2 separate regions of the Homo sapiens genome follow, and region 2 is linked to region 1. Evidence: chromatin contacts called from ENCODE Hi-C or POLR2A ChIA-PET data. All regions are on one chromosome and are shown on one strand. Each heading gives the region's core, a stretch centred on a gene start or an enhancer-like site at or near the end of the contact. The rest is flanking DNA. Distances are from core to core; before and after follow the strand shown.

The links. Hi-C counts contacts between places; a loop is a spot of excess contacts on that map. ChIA-PET counts read pairs that join two places held with the same protein, here RNA polymerase II (POLR2A). Pooled maps may share reads with other maps.
Region 2: a pooled map shows a loop between it and region 1 (2.6-fold over the local background). The contact joins two enhancer-like sites. A Hi-C loop is called at or near these places in 3 of 50 pooled maps. POLR2A ChIA-PET finds 5 or more read pairs at or near these places in 2 of 52 experiments (MCF 10A and activated CD4-positive, alpha-beta T cell).

The regions. Positions count from the first base shown.
Region 1 is chr15:101,366,743-101,369,741 of GRCh38, reverse strand. All of the region lies in intron 12 of PCSK6 (proprotein convertase subtilisin/kexin type 6), which reads left to right. Among named protein-coding and RNA genes, the nearest start is that of PCSK6-AS1, 34 kb to the right of the region's middle. Within about 2 kb of position 1,559, at least 3 of the 41 ENCODE cell types and tissues checked have a DNase peak (open chromatin) inside an H3K27ac peak, as active enhancers do.
Region 2 is chr15:101,468,230-101,471,114 of GRCh38, reverse strand. The region is part of intron 1 of PCSK6 (proprotein convertase subtilisin/kexin type 6); the gene reads left to right. It overlaps LOC124903566, which reads left to right. Exons shown (of 2, transcript XM_047433427.1): 2 at 1-2,885. Among named protein-coding and RNA genes, the nearest start is that of PCSK6, 20 kb to the left of the region's middle. RefSeq lists an enhancer at 634-1,833. Within about 2 kb of position 1,399, at least 3 of the 41 ENCODE cell types and tissues checked have a DNase peak (open chromatin) inside an H3K27ac peak, as active enhancers do.

The sequences.
Region 1 (2,999 bases), core at 310-2,809:
ATGGAGTCATTTCTTTAACAAACTTAGAAACAAGGGGAAATACATTGATGCAAATATATGACTTACAGGTAATTAGAATGAAGGTGTTTATGGGAACTTAAGAGGGGCCAGGGTATTCTGGTACCTTCTGTCTCTTTCTAGCTAAGAGGTAGAGAGAGTAAAGAAATTTCATGGACAAATCAGCATTTCCAGCTTCTCTCAAAAACCAGGACTGGCACTGTGCCCACATCATCTGCAGGAAGCCCCCCAGGACCAGGCCTGCTCTGTCTTCTGGGGTGTGGTCCCCTTGCCCACTCTGGGCCCACTTGACTCCTTTGGTGACCTGCCTGAGGCTGTGGCCCTTGTGTAGGCTATAGGGAGCTGCAGAGATTCAGAAACAGGGGCTAGCGAAGGCTCTCAGATGGAACCAGGCAGAAGTTGGGGGTTGCCCTTTGCTTAACCCTTCCCCTCCCCACCACTTTGTATGAGACAGGGTAATTGACTCAGCAGCAATGCAAGGTAGACAGGGCCATTGTCCAGAGGATTGGGGCCTGTGCTGTGCCCCCCACAGCACTGCCCAGCAGCCTGGTCTCTCTGCAGCAGGCAAGCTGGAGCGGTGGCAGCAGGTGGCGGGCCCGGCACCAGCTTTGTCCTCGGTGCACTGGAATCAACCCTGAGGCAGACCCTGGCACCAAGCTCAGCCCATCCCACATTCTCCTTTCATAGCACGAGTGTCACAGGGGCACCTCTCCCTCCTGCCGGGAGGCCCGGCCGTGCTGTGCCTCTGCCTGTGGGAGGTCTCACACGGGCACGAGCAGTTCGGTGTCAGCGGACGAGCTGCAGCTTTTGATGCTATGTTGCTCCCCGTGGTGTTTTTTATTTTATTTTTTTAACCTTAAAGATTTTAAAAGTCCTCATTTCTGGCATTTCTTGGAAAGTTGGAAGCTGTCTGACACCAGCCCCGTGTTCCTGCGTGCACTGGGCCGGAGCTGAGCAGGTGGGCGAGTGTGTGTCCATGTGCTCCATGTTTTCCGTGCTGGCAGCCCTGAGGCCAGCAACGGGCTCTCCGTTCACTCCAGCCGCACACCTAGTGGCACCCAGGTTTGTGACCCCTGACTCAGAGCCAGAGCTGGGTGCAGGCCCAGGTGATGGCCCAGGTTGACGGAGAGCCTGTGGTGAGGCTGAGAGGCTGGGGCAGCAGGTAGCAGGCAGGCGGGTGGCAGTGACCCTGGAGAGTTGGCCCACACCCTGCTCTTCCACTCCTGGCTGGGCTCCCAGGAGCCAGTCCCTTTGCCTCTCTTTATTCCTCATCTCTGAAAATGCCACTTCACTTATCTGTAAACATTAGGACTGTTATAAGACTTGAGTGTGATAATATATGTATCCCTGGCACAGGGGCCTGGTTGCCCTACGTGTCCTGCTTACGTCCGGCTACCTGACCCACAAGAACCTTCCGCTGCCCCAGCCTCCCCTCTCCCGCTCCCCTGGGGCCCTGTTTCCCTTCCCTGGAAACTTTCCTCCTCCTGCTGCTGCCCAGTGTTGTGCCCTTGGGATAATAGAGGGCAGGTCCTGCCAGGCCTATTGGGAGCCACCCCTTGGCTGGGTAGTGCTGTCCTTGCGCCATCAGGCATTTTAAAAACTACCCTAGCCCAGGAAGGGTGGCTCACACCTGTAGTCCCAGCACTTTGAGGGGCCAAGGTGGGTGGATCACCTGAGGTCAGGAGTTCGAGACCAACCTGGCCAACTCTTGTCTCTACTAAAAATACAAAAATTAGCTGGGCGTGGTGGCACGCACCTGTGATCCCAGCTACTTGGGAGGCTGAGGCAAGAGAATCACTTGAACCCAGGAGGCGGAGGTTGCAGTGAGCTGAGGTCACGCCTCTGCACTCCAGCCTGGGTGACAGAAAGAGAGTCTGTCTCAAAAACAAAAAACAAACAAACAAAAACTACCCTGAGGCTACTCCAGCTGTCATCTGAGTCTTGGGACTTTGGTTTTTTTCCAAGGCAGATTTTGTGATTGTATCAAGAATTTGTGTTTTAGGATCAATGACCTCCTATCCTACTGCACATCTTACTTAATTTAGCAGCTTTATCAGTTTGCCAGGTTCTTCACTAAGAAGCCATTGATGTGCCTCAGCACCTCAGCCCTTAAAAGACAGTTTGTCCTTGTTCTGTCCCCAGTGTGTTGGGTTCAGCTTGGCATCGAGTGTGAAAATCAGCCTTGACCTTTGCCATTTCTTAGAAGAAAGCACAGGATGCTTCCCCCTCACTCTTCTCCATTGCAAAGAATGTTCCCTAGATAAACATTTTCCTACATTGAGTGTTCAGAGAACCCCCAGATTGGAAATTGAATCTTACATCATTCAAAACTTATGTATTTCAATTTCTGATGAACAATAAAGATGCCTATGTTAAAAAAAATGTTTATTCCAAAATCGAGATAGAAAATTAGACTGTGAAGAAAGAATAAGAGGAAAAAACCTGGAATTGATTCCAGTACAGAAAGAGTCACTTCTGAGGATGGCACTGGGTGCAGGAAGAGATTGGATGTTGATTAGTTGCTTCCTGTTTCTGCCTGAACCAAGTGTGAGGCAGAAGGCCCAGGGGCTCAAGGGTACAGTTGGGAAAGACCTTCGAGTTGGGAAGGGTAAAGGGAGGCTCATCAGGACTTGCAAGGAGGGTACTGCTGGGGGTGGGGGAGCTGTCTCCTCCCCCCGCTCTCCACGGGCCCCTCCCATTCCCACTGAAAAGCAACCAACCCTGCCATTGTCATCTCCCTCAAATGCCCCTGTTGAGACTGGATCAGCCCTGCAGGTGAAGGGACAGAACTTTCCCCACAAGCTTGAGTAGCTGCTCCTCTTTCCTTATTTGTGTCTCCCAGAGAACAGTGCACACAGCTGGCTTGAAATCAAACATGGAAGTTTCATTCTTGCACAAACAAGCACTTTCAAAAGGCGTCCTTAGTGAGCACTCTCTGGGCTTCGGTGAAGGTACCCCAGGGGGACCCCCGCCCCTGTCTG
Region 2 (2,885 bases), core at 150-2,649, 100 kb before region 1:
GCAGAGTTTCAGCCCCAGGGAGAAGCTTCCCAGTAAATGTAAATGAGCAGAGTCCGTGGTTTAAGGACCTTCCTGCGGAGGAGAGAGAAGGAGGAGAGATAAGCCGCAGACACCCCTGGCACGGCAAGGTAGGCTGGGTTGCTTGCCTGCTAATTATCTTCTCGGTCTTGCTCCGCAGTGTTTCTCTAGTTTCAGAATTTGAATTGCTGACTTTGTGTAGAATTTTCAGCCTCTCGAGTTGTTGAATTGAAGGGCAGCACCACAGCCATTCCCTACAGAGTCCTAACGGACAGGCGTCCTATGTCGGAATCCTGATCCTGTGTAACCCCGGGGATGTACCAGGGCAAATGCAGCAAAGACACAGCGGTCAGACTCCTTGTGGGAGAACCCCGGCCTAGGAGAAGCTGCTGGTAAATTTAGGGCACGTTGGAGAAGTGGGGGTGGGGAGAGAAGAGAAGAATGAAAGCATTATTCTAAGGAGCTACTTTTATTTATAGATTCTCCTAATTCTATTAAAATGAATGCCGGAGGGATGTAAAACTTGGAACACATAACACATAATAGAAATGAAAGGACATTAAACTAAAATAGGGAAAAATGGTAAAATGAGAAGAGAATCTTAGTACCAAGAGGAAGATGTGACATTTTTCTGAAATAAAATAATCTTACAGCACAGTGTATGGGGAAAGTGAATTAAATAAAGTAAGGACTTGGTTAGCAGAAAACTTGGAAGGAAACAAAATATTTCATAATGAAAAGGAGAAAGTGTTAAGCTGACTCAAGGGGAAAACACATACAGATATTACACTAATTACATTATAAAGACAGATAAATAAGATGTCATTGTTGTAAAAGGAAATAAAACTAATTAAATGTTTAATGTGCTTTAAGAGACATTGGTGAAATAAAATATATTAACTATGGTAAAATATGTGAACAGGCATAATTCGCCTGCCTTGTTCTGGCAGCCAGCACAGTACCTCACCTCCTGTGTACAAAACAAGGGACGTTTGATCCCTGAGTTGGAATGGTTCAGCTCTTTCTTCAAAAAAAATGGCAGTTAGAAGCACCTCCAACAACTGAATGTTTGCAATAATGCCAGTCCCGAAGTGAGCACTCAGCGCGTGTTGTTGCCAGTCATATTGATATCATCACGGCGATTATCATTAGCACTGGATGAGAGAGAAACAGCACGTCCTTCCAGCGTCAGGCCTTGGAGTCAGACTAGGAAAGCACTATTTTTAAAGTAGGAATTTAAAGCTAGTAAAAAGTGTCACGGAGAAGATTTCAGATCCACTGTTTCTTTTACCTTTTGTGTTGGCCGATTTGAAAAGCTTAGGATGGAAAAGGCAGAAGTTAAGCCAAACTAGGAGACAAACTGCTGAGCCATGATTCAGCAGCTGGGACATTTCCAGCCTGCACACCGTCCTCACCGGCTCCCAGCGAGGCACCCGGCTCTAGCCGCTCCATTCAGCAGCGTGTGGACACCCCTGCTCAGTCCTTCGCCTGCCTGGCATGTTCTTCGGGGCTCGTGCCCACCACCACTGACGCAAAAGAGGACCCTCTTGCCTGAAATTAATTAACTAAGGATTCTCTCTTAAAGATGAAAGAAAATAAAACTTGGGGTTAAGATGACAGACGGAGGGTCTCTCGGCACTTCACCCATGTCGGCATCTTGGAGCCAGCGTAGAAGCTTATGAAGGAATGGTTTCTCGCCTGCACACAGTCACGCAGGGCATGTAGCAGCTCTCTACACACGTGCATTTGCCTGTAAACTACAAATGCTCACTGTCTTCATTCCCAAGAGACTGAAGTGCCTGGAGAGGCTGGATTATTATCCTCTCCCCCAGCTTTTCTTGCTCTGGGCATCACTTGGGATGGATTGTACAGAAAACTGACCATCTTAATTAAATGAGCAGGAGTTGTAAGGCTCTTCTAGAATGGGAGGGCAAAGGTGGGAGTGTTTTTTCTCCCTGTAATAGTCAAATTTCCCCAGAATGCCTAAAAAAACACGTGTTTCTCATAGCGCTATTTTGATCTAGTAGTTCTTGCAAAAAGAGCTAGTGACAAAATGAGAACTTTGAGATCAGAAGAGCTGGGTACGAATCCCAGCACTTTCGACGACACCTTGATCAACAGCTGGGGACCTCTGACATCCTTGAATGTCAAATCATTCACCTGTAAAATATGATTGCAACAATCATTGCCAAAATAGAATTCTATATCCAGCTGTTGTGAGGATTGCAGCATAAACTTAAACCTCCGTGAGACGAGCTGTCATCACTAGTGCAGATGTGAGGTCTGTCTCCTTGCCTGACGGGCACACTCCATGCTGATCCTAGAGAGAGCTGTGCCTTCCTGTGTGGATACCTAACAGCAGTCCATACTGTGACCACTGGCCCAGCATCAAGGACGTGGATGGCCACTCCCAGTTATTAGTACCAACTGCTGTCTCCTTCATGGACATTTTGCCTGGGATGGTTCTTTATTGGATTTTGGAGGAGCCATACAATTCTGGGTGTTTGTGGAGTCCTGGAGTCATGGCCCACCTTCTGACACGAGAGCTGAAATTTGGAAGCATCAGATTTCTGTGATTTTATTTAACCAGTAATCTAAAAGCTCCTGCTGGAAATGGAGAGTTTGCATCCTGCTAAGGAATAATATGCTGGATGTCACCCAATTCCAGAGCATCATCAAACAGTAGCTAGGAATGTATTCAGATGCAAAAAGTAGATGATAGTGGCTTAAACAAAGTGGGGCTCACTGTTTTCACACAGTGAATATGAAGATGGACCATCCAGGGCTGGTGCTGTGACGATGATGATGATGGTGACAATGACAAGGATGACAAACTCTTACTGGGCAAGAAACTGCTCTGAGGGCTT